Linked DNA regions of Mus musculus: region 2 is linked to region 1. Evidence: chromatin contacts called from ENCODE Hi-C or POLR2A ChIA-PET data. All regions are on one chromosome and are shown on one strand. Each heading gives the region's core, a stretch centred on a gene start or an enhancer-like site at or near the end of the contact. The rest is flanking DNA. Distances are from core to core; before and after follow the strand shown. Region 1 holds the start of Lasp1 (LIM and SH3 protein 1). Region 2 holds the start of B230217C12Rik (RIKEN cDNA B230217C12 gene).

The links. A loop is a pair of places that touch in the nucleus more often than their neighbours do. ChIA-PET counts read pairs that join two places held with the same protein, here RNA polymerase II (POLR2A).
Region 2: a map of left cerebral cortex shows a loop between it and region 1 (5-fold over the local background). The contact joins the promoter of B230217C12Rik here to the promoter of Lasp1 in region 1. A Hi-C loop is called at or near these places in 17 of 37 maps with a recorded cell type or tissue (CH12.LX, T-helper 17 cell, adrenal gland and 4 more). POLR2A ChIA-PET finds 5 or more read pairs at or near these places in 4 of 5 experiments (Patski and embryonic stem cell).

What each region holds. Positions count from the first base shown.
Region 1 is chr11:97,797,129-97,802,733 of GRCm38, forward strand. Lasp1 (LIM and SH3 protein 1) reads left to right here and starts at 2,437. Exons shown (of 7, transcript NM_010688.5): 1 at 2,437-2,734. The coding sequence starts at 2,666. n-TCgca51 (a tRNA gene) reads right to left here and starts at 1,849; the gene lies at 1,778-1,849. It overlaps n-TCgca56 (a tRNA gene), which reads left to right; the gene lies at 1-15.
Region 2 is chr11:97,838,251-97,843,855 of GRCm38, forward strand. It overlaps B230217C12Rik (RIKEN cDNA B230217C12 gene), which reads left to right and starts at 2,885. Exons shown (of 3, transcript NR_169086.1): 1 at 2,885-2,979; 2 at 3,224-3,326; 3 at 3,934-5,187. It overlaps Lasp1 (LIM and SH3 protein 1), which reads left to right. Exons shown (of 7, transcript NM_010688.5): 7 at 1-515.

The sequences.
Region 1 (5,605 bases), core at 1,187-3,686:
ATCCGGGTGCCCCCTTGGTGGGTGCATATGTTTTTCCTATGAGAACACTCAGTTTCTCCACTCAGTTATTTCCAAATCCAAACTCTACCTTCCTAATTTTCCCCCTTTGAATGTTGAATCAGCATCGAGGAAGGAGGAAGGAGCTATCTCTCCTAACAGAATGGCAAGTGAGGTATGGAATAAGGAACATTTTTTACCTCGTTTGTATCCCGACCCAAAAAGCTAAGGATGAATCCAGAAACAATGTTTATAATACTTGCCGATTTTAAGGTATGTTACAGCCAGGTGTTGTAGAACATGCCTGTTAATCTCAGCACTTGGAAGGAGGCAGGAGGATCAGAGTCCAAGAGAGTTTAAGAGCAGGGCGTGGTGGCGCATGTCTTTGATCCCAGAACTCCGGAGGCAGAGGCAGACGAAGTTCGAGGCCAGCCTGGTCTACAGAGTGAGTTCCAGGACAACCAGGGCTACACAGAGAAACCCTGTCTCAAAAAAAAAAAAAAAAAAAAAAAAAAAAGAGTTTAAGATTAGCCTTGGCCTATATATCAAAATCAAGGCCAGCCTGGGCTACACGAAACTCTGTATGGGGGTGGGGGTGGGGGTGGGGCGCGGAAGACACAGTGTAAAGAGATAAAAAACGAATGTCTTGTCTGAGATGTTGAGGCTGGAGAATGTACAAGTTCAAGGCCCAGCGTCTGGGAACAGAGACTCGCTTCTCTGGTATCTCTGTGCTTTGCCCCAAGCTCTGCTCAGTCCCCTTCCTTGTTCCGCTCAGCAGAGAACTGTAATGGGAACTGGGAGGGAATGCATGTGAATATTCCCCTGGGGTCCTGGGATGACACAACCAGATTCCATGTTTAAAATATCACAGCCACACCCTGACACGGGCAGCATGCCTCTGTCTGTCTCTTTTTCCTTTTTTTGGGCAAAACCTAGCTGAGGGGCCGCCCTTGCTTCCCTGTTCACACTTAGAGATTTCTTCCAGACCAGATACCTTAAAGCAGCTAGATACCTGTCCCCTGTTGAGGATTTGAAACTTGATAGCGTTGTGGTAATAATATTCTGGTGATCCTCAAAGAGCGGTCCTTGCGTCCTTGAATGATTTACCTGACAAATCCGCCAAAGAGCTAACTGCCAAGGCCTTCCTCAGCATCTACACAATCGGAAACTGGGGACGTTTTAATGAGCCCCCCCCTCCCCCAGGTCACTCTAGAGCACGCACAAGTTGTGAAAACCACTGCATTCATTTATATTACTTGGCTTTGGGGTCTTGTTCTTTTGCAGTGAAGGGAGCTGACGAGTGCTCCTCCCGGTTTCACGGTCTCGGAGCGCTTTTACTCGGTCCACGTCACCAAGTCACAATGAAACGTGAGGATATAGAATAATAAGGATCATAGAATGAAACGAAAAAGGGAAAGGAAAGCTTAGGTTGGAGAAGGGCTATGTCCGCAAGTTTCCCTTTTTTGATTGACCCTTGACCCTCAACGGACACACACCGTCAACCTGGGGAGTGACCTTGGCTTCCGAACCCAAAGTGTGGAACAATCCAATTCAAATTCACAAGCATACCATGGGCAGAAATCTCCAGGACTCTGGCGCCAATCAAATAAAGTCGTGCAACTTCTGCTTGGTACGAGGCAAAACGAAGGCTTTTCTGCTCAGATTTAAAAGGAGGAGTGGCCTTTATCTTTTTACCTGTTTTAATGACCCAGGGTCGAATCAAGATCATACTTGTATTGAAACGTATTTTTATTGTCATTGAAGAGAGGAAAAGACTCTGAGGGGGCACCCGGATTTGAACCAGGGACCTCTTGATCTGCAGTCAAATGCTCTACCACTGAGCTATACCCCCGCACCGACGCGCAGCTTGAAGCAATCTCTTTTCAGTCTTAAGATGCTGTCGCAGCTGCTACACAGGTAGAATAGGGGCAAGAGAAAAGAATGGAAGAGCAAAGGCGGCCAAGCTGAAAGCAGAGGATGCCTGAATCCGAAGAATCCATGGGAAAGCTGCAGCGCAGAGGGGCGGGGAGGGTGAACGTACGGAGGTGCTGAGTCCAAAGGGAAAGGGACAGGTACCTATGTGGGAGAGGATGTGGGCGGGAAGGGAACTAGCTGGGGGGCGGGGCGGGGCAAGGGGTGGTTTCCCCGCAGGTTGATGCTGGGGACCCACGGGTTTAAGGAAAGTCCCCCAGTCTAGAGAATCTGTACTATCCCCACCATCGTCGGGTGCGTGGGGTTGCCCCCTCTCATGGGAAATCGGGCTCTGCCACACTCGCGTCTGTTTCTCCAGCGCGGGAAGGGCCATGGCCCGGGCCCGTCCTCGGTCGCGGAGCCCAGGGGCACGTGCACCCCGAGAGCTCAGGGGCTCCTGCACTCCCGTCCCGCAGTCCTCCCTGGAACCCGCCCCCACGCAGCCCCACGTCGCCCGGGGAGCGCGCCTGGTCGCGCGCGCCTCTTTCCGCGCCCGAGGCGCGTCCCCGCCCTAGCCAGTGCAGCCCCTCCTCCCCACTGTGTTTATTAGGGGAAGGAGGGCGGAGGCGGAGGCCAGTTCCCCAGTTCCAGTCGCCGTCGCCTGCACAGTTGCAGCCGCCGCCTCCCACCAGCTCGCCCAAGGAAAAGGGAACGCGCGCGAATACGGGCGTCCCCGCCCCAGTCTTTCCCCGGAACCATGAACCCTAACTGTGCCCGGTGCGGCAAGATCGTGTACCCCACGGAGAAGGTGAACTGTCTGGATAAGGTGAGCTCGGGTACCGGGCGCTGCGAGCTAGCCAGTGCTAGTGCAGCTCTCCATCAGGGGAGGAAAGAGGGGCCGGGTCTTTGCGGGCTCTTCCCTGCGCTCCCCAGAGCAGGTAAGGAAGGCGGGAGGCGACTTGGGGTGTGGGGACAGACCCCAGTCTGGAACCTGGGAGGTCCAAGGCGAGGTGGTGAGCAGCCACCGCTGGAGATGGGTGGCCTCTGTGCATCGAGGTTAGGAGGGCTGGAAGGAAGGGCGGAAGAGCACCAGGGAACCGGGTTCCCCGGGTGTGTGCAGGAGGTTAGAGGTGCAGTCCCGCCCCCCGGGCCGGGAGTGAGAGGGGAGACGGCCGCTCCCTTTCCCCGCGGCGGCCAGCGCCAAGTAGGCGGAAGCGCGGGGCGCTGGGGGGAGGGGGCGGCGGGGGCGGGGCGGAGGCTGGGGCCGGCGCTACCCGCCCGGCTTGGGCTGCCGGTAGCCTGGCTTCCTGGCTTGGAAGCTGCGTCGGGTCCTTCGTCCAGCGAGTGTCAATTGTGGTGAAAGGGATTTAGGGGCAGCGCCGGAATCTCACTGCGAGACCCCCTCTTTTTGAACGACCTGCTGGTCCCCTCCTTGCTTTTTTTGTGGTTGGGGAACCCGCAGACCTCCTTCATAGCTTCCCCAACCCCCAATTCAAATTGCAAGCCACTCCGGGTGATCGGCTGCCCAGTCGGAGCTGGGCGGGGTAGGGAGTGGGGAGGACGCTTCTTGGAGATCTGAAATTGTGCTCAGCCTGGAGACCAGCTTAGAGAACAAAGAGCTAACTTTTCAGAGCTGTTTTCTCCGATGGAGGGTGGGATTGGCCGAGTTCTGAGGAAGCAGACGAAAAGGAGTTTTTTAAGAGGAGGGGGGTAGCCTTCTGGAAATCAGCTGGCCCCTAGGGGCTCTTACGCATCCCCCGGCCCAGGCTGGACCCGATCATCTGTTTGCCATTACACTTTTGCAAGGGGGACTGAAGGGTAGATCTGGGTGTTTCCGGTACAGTTTGAGATGGGACCCTTCTGCCTTGTTCTGAACCCCATAAAGTCTAAGACAACCCGTTTCTTCTCTTGTGACCCCCTCTGCAGGGAAGCCTTTTGGCTCCTCATAGATACGTTGTACCTGGCTCTCCAAGCTGGATCTCATTCTCCACGTTTATGGCTGAACTGGACAGAAGCAGGCGCCTCAATGAGGCGATCTAGTTTTGTTGGAAAAGGATACTTTGTTTCTCCGGGCTAGGGTTAGTTCCTTCTTAGGAACCTTTGGACATCCCCCGCACACCCTCCCGGTCCCGGTCAGGAGGTAGGGACTTGTAGTTTTGAAACATTTGAACTTTTTCTTGAGGAAAGAGATGTGGGGCTTGGCTAGGTACCAGGATAGGAGGAGCTTAAGGGAAGGTGATGGCCTGCCCAGTCACTGTACCGGCCTCTGGACTTGTGCTTGGCACTCCTAGATGAAGACACCCCACCCCCAAAAAAGAAACCCTGTCCTTACATGAGGGTCTTTGTCGTCCCTGGGACCAGATATTTTGAGCCCTGCATTTGCGGCATTCTGGGCCAGCAAATGGGCTCCCCTTTTGGTCCCCAGTAATGAATGGTGAGGGGCAATGGATGATGGAAGGATTTGCTAGCTTGGGGGTTGGGAAACTTGATCTTAGTCCCAGGTCTGTGCCCATCAACTTTATGAATGGTTCTGGGCCTCAGTATTCCCTGTCTGTCACCAGATGGGTATGGATGATGTCATTGCCTTAGGAGGTGGACAGTGCAGGGAGTGTGGTCAAGACTGGCCATTTCTCTCTTTTCTGTCCCGCATCCAACCACTCCCCTTGTAAAGACCTTCAGTGCTGTGTGTCACAGGGAAGGGGGTGGGGATTTTATGTGATAACTTGTCCTTGCTAGAAGAGGATATTCAGGTCGGGGTTGCCCTGGGAAGAGGGAGTGGGTGATTTCTTCCTGGTTTTAGAACTCCCCCTAGCGGAAGTGGCCCTGGAGAGCCATCTGCCTTTCACACCCCTCCCCCACCCAGACTGGAAAATCCAGGTATTCTGTCTCTTCAGTCCGTGGCCTGCAGGCAGTAGGAAGCTAGAGTTGGAACTCTGGAGAATGCTGGGCAGAGACCTGGGTGTGGGCAAAGTTCAATCTCATAGGCATGGTTGCTACCCAACTTTCCAAGGCTTCTCTACAGTCAGGGAGAATCCACTTAGACTGGCTTGATTTACTGCGGTCCCCGATGATGGCATGCAGCCTGCTGAAGCTGGAGCGTAAGCTGTTCTTAATGCTCAGTCTTTTCTCCTCCTTGAGCCTTATCTCTCAAAGGCATTAGTGGGTAAACCTTGTCACCAATGAAGGCCAGTCTGTCCCCAACCCATCGAACCAGGGTGCTCTGCCTGCTGGATAAATATGCAGTGTTTGAGGAAGGAGGGTGAGGTTTGTTTCCCTAGAGGGTTTCTGGGATTAGAGCAGGAAAGAGAAACAGGGTGACCTTATTCATTTGACAAATATTTATTGAACACTTACTTTGTATCTAGTGACCTACACTGTTGAGAATCTTGCCACATCTTTCTCTTTCTCCCTCAGCTTTTAAAACCAGGTGGGGACTGAAAGGAAGGCTAGGGACTTGTTCACTGGCTTGCTTTGGAATGTCCAGTTACAGAGGGCCTCCTGCCCTGAATGGCTCTGTGAATGTACTAAGTCGGTGTAGCTGAGAATAACATTTTTGTTTTTGTTGTTGTTGTTTGTTTTATTTTACATGGCTGGATGTTTGCCTACATGTGTGTCTGTGTACCATGTGTGTGCCTGGTATCTGAGAAGGCCAGAAGTAGTGTTGGATCGCCTGGGACTGGAGTTGCAAAATCCTGAG
Region 2 (5,605 bases), core at 1,635-4,134, 42 kb after region 1:
TGTAAAGGTCTTTTCAGCCAATCCAAACCCAGGAAAGAAGGCACCTTGGCTAGACTGTGAACTTAACTTTTGTGGACCAACCCCATAATGCAAGAAGCCCCATGGTGAGCGACATAGGTTCTCCCCCCCGGGCTGCTTCCTGTTCTCCCTCCTCACGTCCCTTCGGGGACATTTTATTTCCTAATAGCTGGACATAAGACAAAAAGTACCACCCCACAGAGCCTATATTTAAACAGAAACAGAAGTGACCCTGTGAAGTCCGCCTCTGTCCAACATTTCATCTGTGTATGAATGTGTGTGTGTGAGAGAGAGTATGTGTGCGTGTGTGTGTGTGTGAGAAGCCACCCACTCATCTTTTATATATCGGGTTGTCATCTTTCTTTGGTCCCCTCCCTCCTGGCCTTGTCCTTGGGATCATTTCTTTCTGGCCTGTTATGATTTTGAACATTGACTTGAACCACAAAGTGAATCTTTATCCTGGTGAGTCAAATAAAAATGTAATTTTTACCTGCGGACTAGGCTTCTTCCTCTTTGACTTCTGAAGTAACTTCTGTGTGTGTCCCGTTTGTCAGGGGGCATTGACCTTGTCCCTCACCGTGAACCCTGCTACCATTCAAAGAGAGCAGGATTGCTCTAGAAACCAGAGTTGCTCACTCTTCCTACCCTGACACTTGCTTTCTCCTTGAGGACATAGCCCGGCCCTTCAGTGACATCACCAGTGACAGCTCTGCCCACCCTGGGGTACTGTCACACTCGAGGCTGGCATTCCCTGAGTTCAGAGGGCCCCTCACACTGTCCTCCCTCTTCAGTTAAGCATCTTCCTTCTAGCCACCAGTGTCCTCCTGGACAGTTGGGAGGTGTCATTCATTCAAGTTCCTGCTGGCCTTGGGAAGCAGGCTACTCTGCAAGAGTTCAAGCCAACCAGTGAGCTCAGCTCAGGCTTTCTAGCCCAGAGTGTACTGCCACGTTTGACTTGTAAATTGATAGCAAGTAGGACAGCCCACAGAGCCACGGAGCCTGGAGAAACCCTCCACAGGGTAGTCTGGCAGGCAGCGGGAGGCAGTCTTCCCTCTCCCGTCTCCCAGCTCTGGGATGGCCCGTCCCCAGCCAGCTTGATGGCAAACACTGCAGCCTCTTTGCTCCTGGGAAGGCATCTGTGCTGAGCAATACAGCACCGCTGGACCCTGACTCCTGGTCGGCAGCCACCTGGCCAGAGGCTTTGTGGAGAGGGGCATTTCCTACCTGGGTTTCACGTGAAAGCATTCTCTGGACTCCCTCCGGAACAGCAGGGAGAGGCAAGGGCTAAGTGTAATCTGAGTGAGCTGAGTGTGGGGAGTGCTCCAGGCAGGGGAAGGACCTAGCAGCGTTCGAGTTTCCCAAGAGCAGCCCAAAAGCCTGTGACCCAGTGTGGCCTTGTCTGCTGGACTCGCCTGCTCAGGAGGGCTCCCCTCTTGAGAGTGGACTAAGTTCCTGTTAGAAAGGGTGTTACTGGCCGGGCGCAGTGGTGCACGACTTTAATCCCAGCACTCGGGAGGCAGAGGCAGGTGGATTTCTGAGTTTGAGGCCAGCCTGGTCTACAAAGTGAGTTCCAGGGCTGCAGGGAAACCCTGTCTCAAAAAACCAAAAAAAAAAAAAAAAAAAAAAAAAAAAAAAAAGAAAAGAAAAAAGAAAGGGGGTTATTAAGATCTCAAGGTCTAGACCCTTCAAAGAAAATATTTGGGGAGAGTCTAAGAATGCCAGACCTTAGAAACTGACCTATAGAAATCCTTTCCTTTTTAATAAACAGTTGGTACACAACACAAAGCAGAAAGAATCAAAATACATCGCAGTGGGTGTGGGTTTTTTTTTTTTAATGTGATTGTTTATGTATGTGTGTGTACACCAAAGGGCATGTGTGGACATCACAGGACAACTAACAGAAAGGAGTCCTTGTCTTTCCACTGTGGGCCCCAGGGATTGAACTCAGGTCCTCAGGTTTGGTGTACAACACCATTACCCCTTGAGCCCTATCATTGAGTTTTTGTAAGATTCGGTCCCTCAGAAGAAACCACATGAAAGCCAGCTGTAATGGCAGTGCTCAGAGGCTGAGAGGTAGAGTCAGGAGAATCCAGTCAAGGGCCAGCCTGGGCTAACTGAGACTCCCTCAAGACAAAATAAAACAACAACAATAATTAATAATAATACAAAAAGAAACAACAAAACCATGCTTGGATTTGCATCTCTAGACACTAGGAGCGGGTGTGAGTGGGTTTTTTGCTGTTTTCTCTGATGACGACACGAGGTAAATTCAGAAGATCCAGAGAAAACAAACGGGGGAAACTGGCACCACAGAAGGGAAGGAGAGACCTCATGTGACACAAATGAGCTTGGGCTCTGAGGATCTCCCAGACCAACAAGGCAAGCCAGCGTCTGGTGGAATGTGAGAGGCTCGCTTTGACTCCTGCCCCCTATTGACAAGTTGTTAAATTTATCACGCAAGCTCCTGACCACCCTTGAGCTCAGGCTTTAAAAGACTTCAGACTGGTTGAAATGACCCCCAGCACAGTGAGAAAACTCAGATCCATGCCCAGGGTCGCCCTACCCCCACCCCTCGCCTCCTGAGACTCACATGAGACCTTCCTCTATGTTCTCTGAACTAGGTAATGGCCCACAAAACTGGCAACAATTTGTCTTCTGAGATAGATTACCAGAGATGTGTGAGAGGGAGAAGGAAAAAGGAAGGCAGAAAAATCCATTCCTAAGGAGTCTGTAGAGATCCTCCGCTCACACCTTCCGGAGCAGCCCACTCAGTGCAGAAACTGTATCTAAATAGAGATAGCGGTTTTTTTGTTTTGTTTTTTTTTTTCCACACAAAGGGGCGGGGCTGGCTTCCTGGGAAGAAATTAAACCTCTCCGGTTTTGCCTGGTCTAAAAGTAGCTGTTCCCTGGTTACCCACCGTGGACTTTGTGATTGGCTGGCCGTGATGGTGGAGGTGGAGAGTAAGTTGCTGATGGGGTTGCAGCATCCCTTAGCTTCAGGTCCCCGGGAGGGGGAGGGAACAGGAAGCGGGAGGGAAGAGGAGCCATTTCTCCGCGCTGACCGACCTCCACGCTTGCAGCTCCCACTTCCCCGGAATCGAGGGGACTCCTCTGCTTGTACTGAGCCATGCTGGATATTTTCATCCTCATGTTCTTTGCCATCATAGGCCTGGTGGTTCTGTCCTACATAATTTACCTTCTCTAGTGGCCTGGCGCTGCAGGGGCTGCGAGGGGAAGGATGGAGCTGAAGGGCCGAGCATCCTGCTTGCTGACGCACCGGTGGAGTTTTGCTTCTGGTCATTATTCGGGTATTGATTAAAAAAAAAAAATGAAAAGAAAGCTTGTTTTTGTATCTATTTGTCATACACATTGACGTAGCATTTCTTGGATCAATGTGAAAAGAATAAGAAAGGCCAGCTTTCTTTGGGAATTGATTTAAAATGTTATTTCTTAAAAATAAACATCACTACAAATAAGTAAATAAATAAATATAAATAAAATGCACTAGGTTTTAGGTAGGATGGGAGGGAGTGTGCTGGGGGGTGGAGGGGGACAGACTATTATTTCCTAATTTCCTTCCAGGTAGATGCAAAACCAAGTTGTCCATTCTCTCCTGACAATGACTACAGTACATCCTTATGTGTGGACAAGGCAGTTTTCAAATCTGCTGGCATAATTGTATTCATTAATTCACTGCTGCGCCATAACTGCATTCATTAGTTCACTAGTGATTAACTCCCACTTGAGAAAAAATAGCAAATGAAACCTACTTGGGGTAAGGGGTGAGGGAGATGCCCACTTTCCCCAGTTGTGTAGAGGAATGGGGAGGATTCTCAGAACTCCTGCTAGTTCCTGACCAGTAGGGGTACCCCTGCTGCAGTTTGCAGCTGACCATTGTTTTTGGGTTTCCCACAGCTCCTGTGTCGGGTCCAGCAAGAGGCCTCTCACCACCAGCAGCAATCCTGAGGCCCAACTGATCTCTTCCAGTGTATCCGGATGTGGCTGACCCTTGGCACGAAGGCATTCTGTGAGGCAGGGGCACTCCTGGGGACATCAGGAGTTAGTCCAAGAATGCCAGCCACTGGCAGCTGCTGCATGCGATTGAGCTGTAGACAGGGACTATTCAGAATATGGAAGATTGGAACAGTGAAGTCAGAGTGGAGACTGCCCAAACATTCATATGGACAGCCTTTCCTTAGGTCTAAATGCAACTGCACACGATGCTAAAATATTCTTTGCTTTCTGCTTCACAAGCAGGCGTTCCCTTGTAACCTCAAGGGCAAACACTGATCAGTAATTTACAGTTTGTACAGCCTGAGGTTGCGTGGTTTCCCTTGACTTACAACCCATCCCCCACCCTCAAAATTCCCGTTATTTGCATTCTTTAAGGTTTATCATTTCTTCCCTCCTTTTCTCATTTGTTCCCAGCTCCTTAGTTGACTAGAGGCGCATGGTTGTAAAGTCCTTATTCTTTGTGCTTACCTATAAAGCATTGAAACAAAATGGCTATATTAATTTAGGAGAAAAACTTTACCCTAAATGGAAGGGTTTGAAAACTTTAAAAAAAATTTTAAACGTTCCTTTATCTTTAAAATAACAAAGCTGTTATTTCCTTGTCCAATTAGGGTTCAAACAAACAAACAAACAAACACACAAACAAACTGTGTTTTAGGATACAGCATGGATCTGACCCCAAATCCGTGTTATCTATTATTCCCTTAAAGACTCTACCATAATTGCTCTGCATTGATTTTCTTTTTTAGGTTAAAATAAACAAGAAAAAAAGAATGAATGAATAATTTCTTGTAATAATATTTTGTTCAATTGCTGTTTCAAGAAGGAACGAGCTGAGTACTGTAGCACACGCCTGTAATGCTAGCACTTGGGAGTAGAGACAGAAGGGTCAGGAGTTCAAGGCCGGCCTTGACTACATGAGATCCTATCTTCTAGAGAGGGGCTGGAGAGATGACTCAGCTGTTAACAACACTTGTTGCTTTTGCAAGGGACCCCGTTTTGGTTCCCAGCACCTAGATAGTGGCTCACAGTCATCTGTAACTCCAGTTCCAGAAATTTTGATATTTTCTGGGTTTTGCATGTACTATACACACAAGTGGCGTACAGACATACACCTGTATATATAAAATAAATAAATAAAGAGAGAGGCAAAAATTGAGATTGTATAATTTATGCTACAAGTTTGCATCTTAAATTCCTTCCTGGACAAACCTTGTGGTTACCCTGTAGTTCTAGAGCTGAGGCAGGAGGACTGCCAACAGCAGCAGGGATAGAGCTCACCTCTTCCCATTCTTTATCTCTACAGTGCTCGGGATTGAACCCAGGGCCTCCCCCGTGCTAGCCAAGTACTCTACCAGCCCCAGCCCAAGACCCTTACATCTGAAATTAATGGTGATAGCCGGGCAGTGGTCTTTAGGCCCAGCACTCATGAGACAGAGGCAAGCAGATCTCTGTGAGTTCCAGGCCAGCCTGGACTATAAAGTGAATTTGAGAACATCCAGGGCTACTCAGAGACACTGTGTCTGGAAAAAAAAAAAAACAAACCAAAACCCAAACAAACAAACAACTAAAA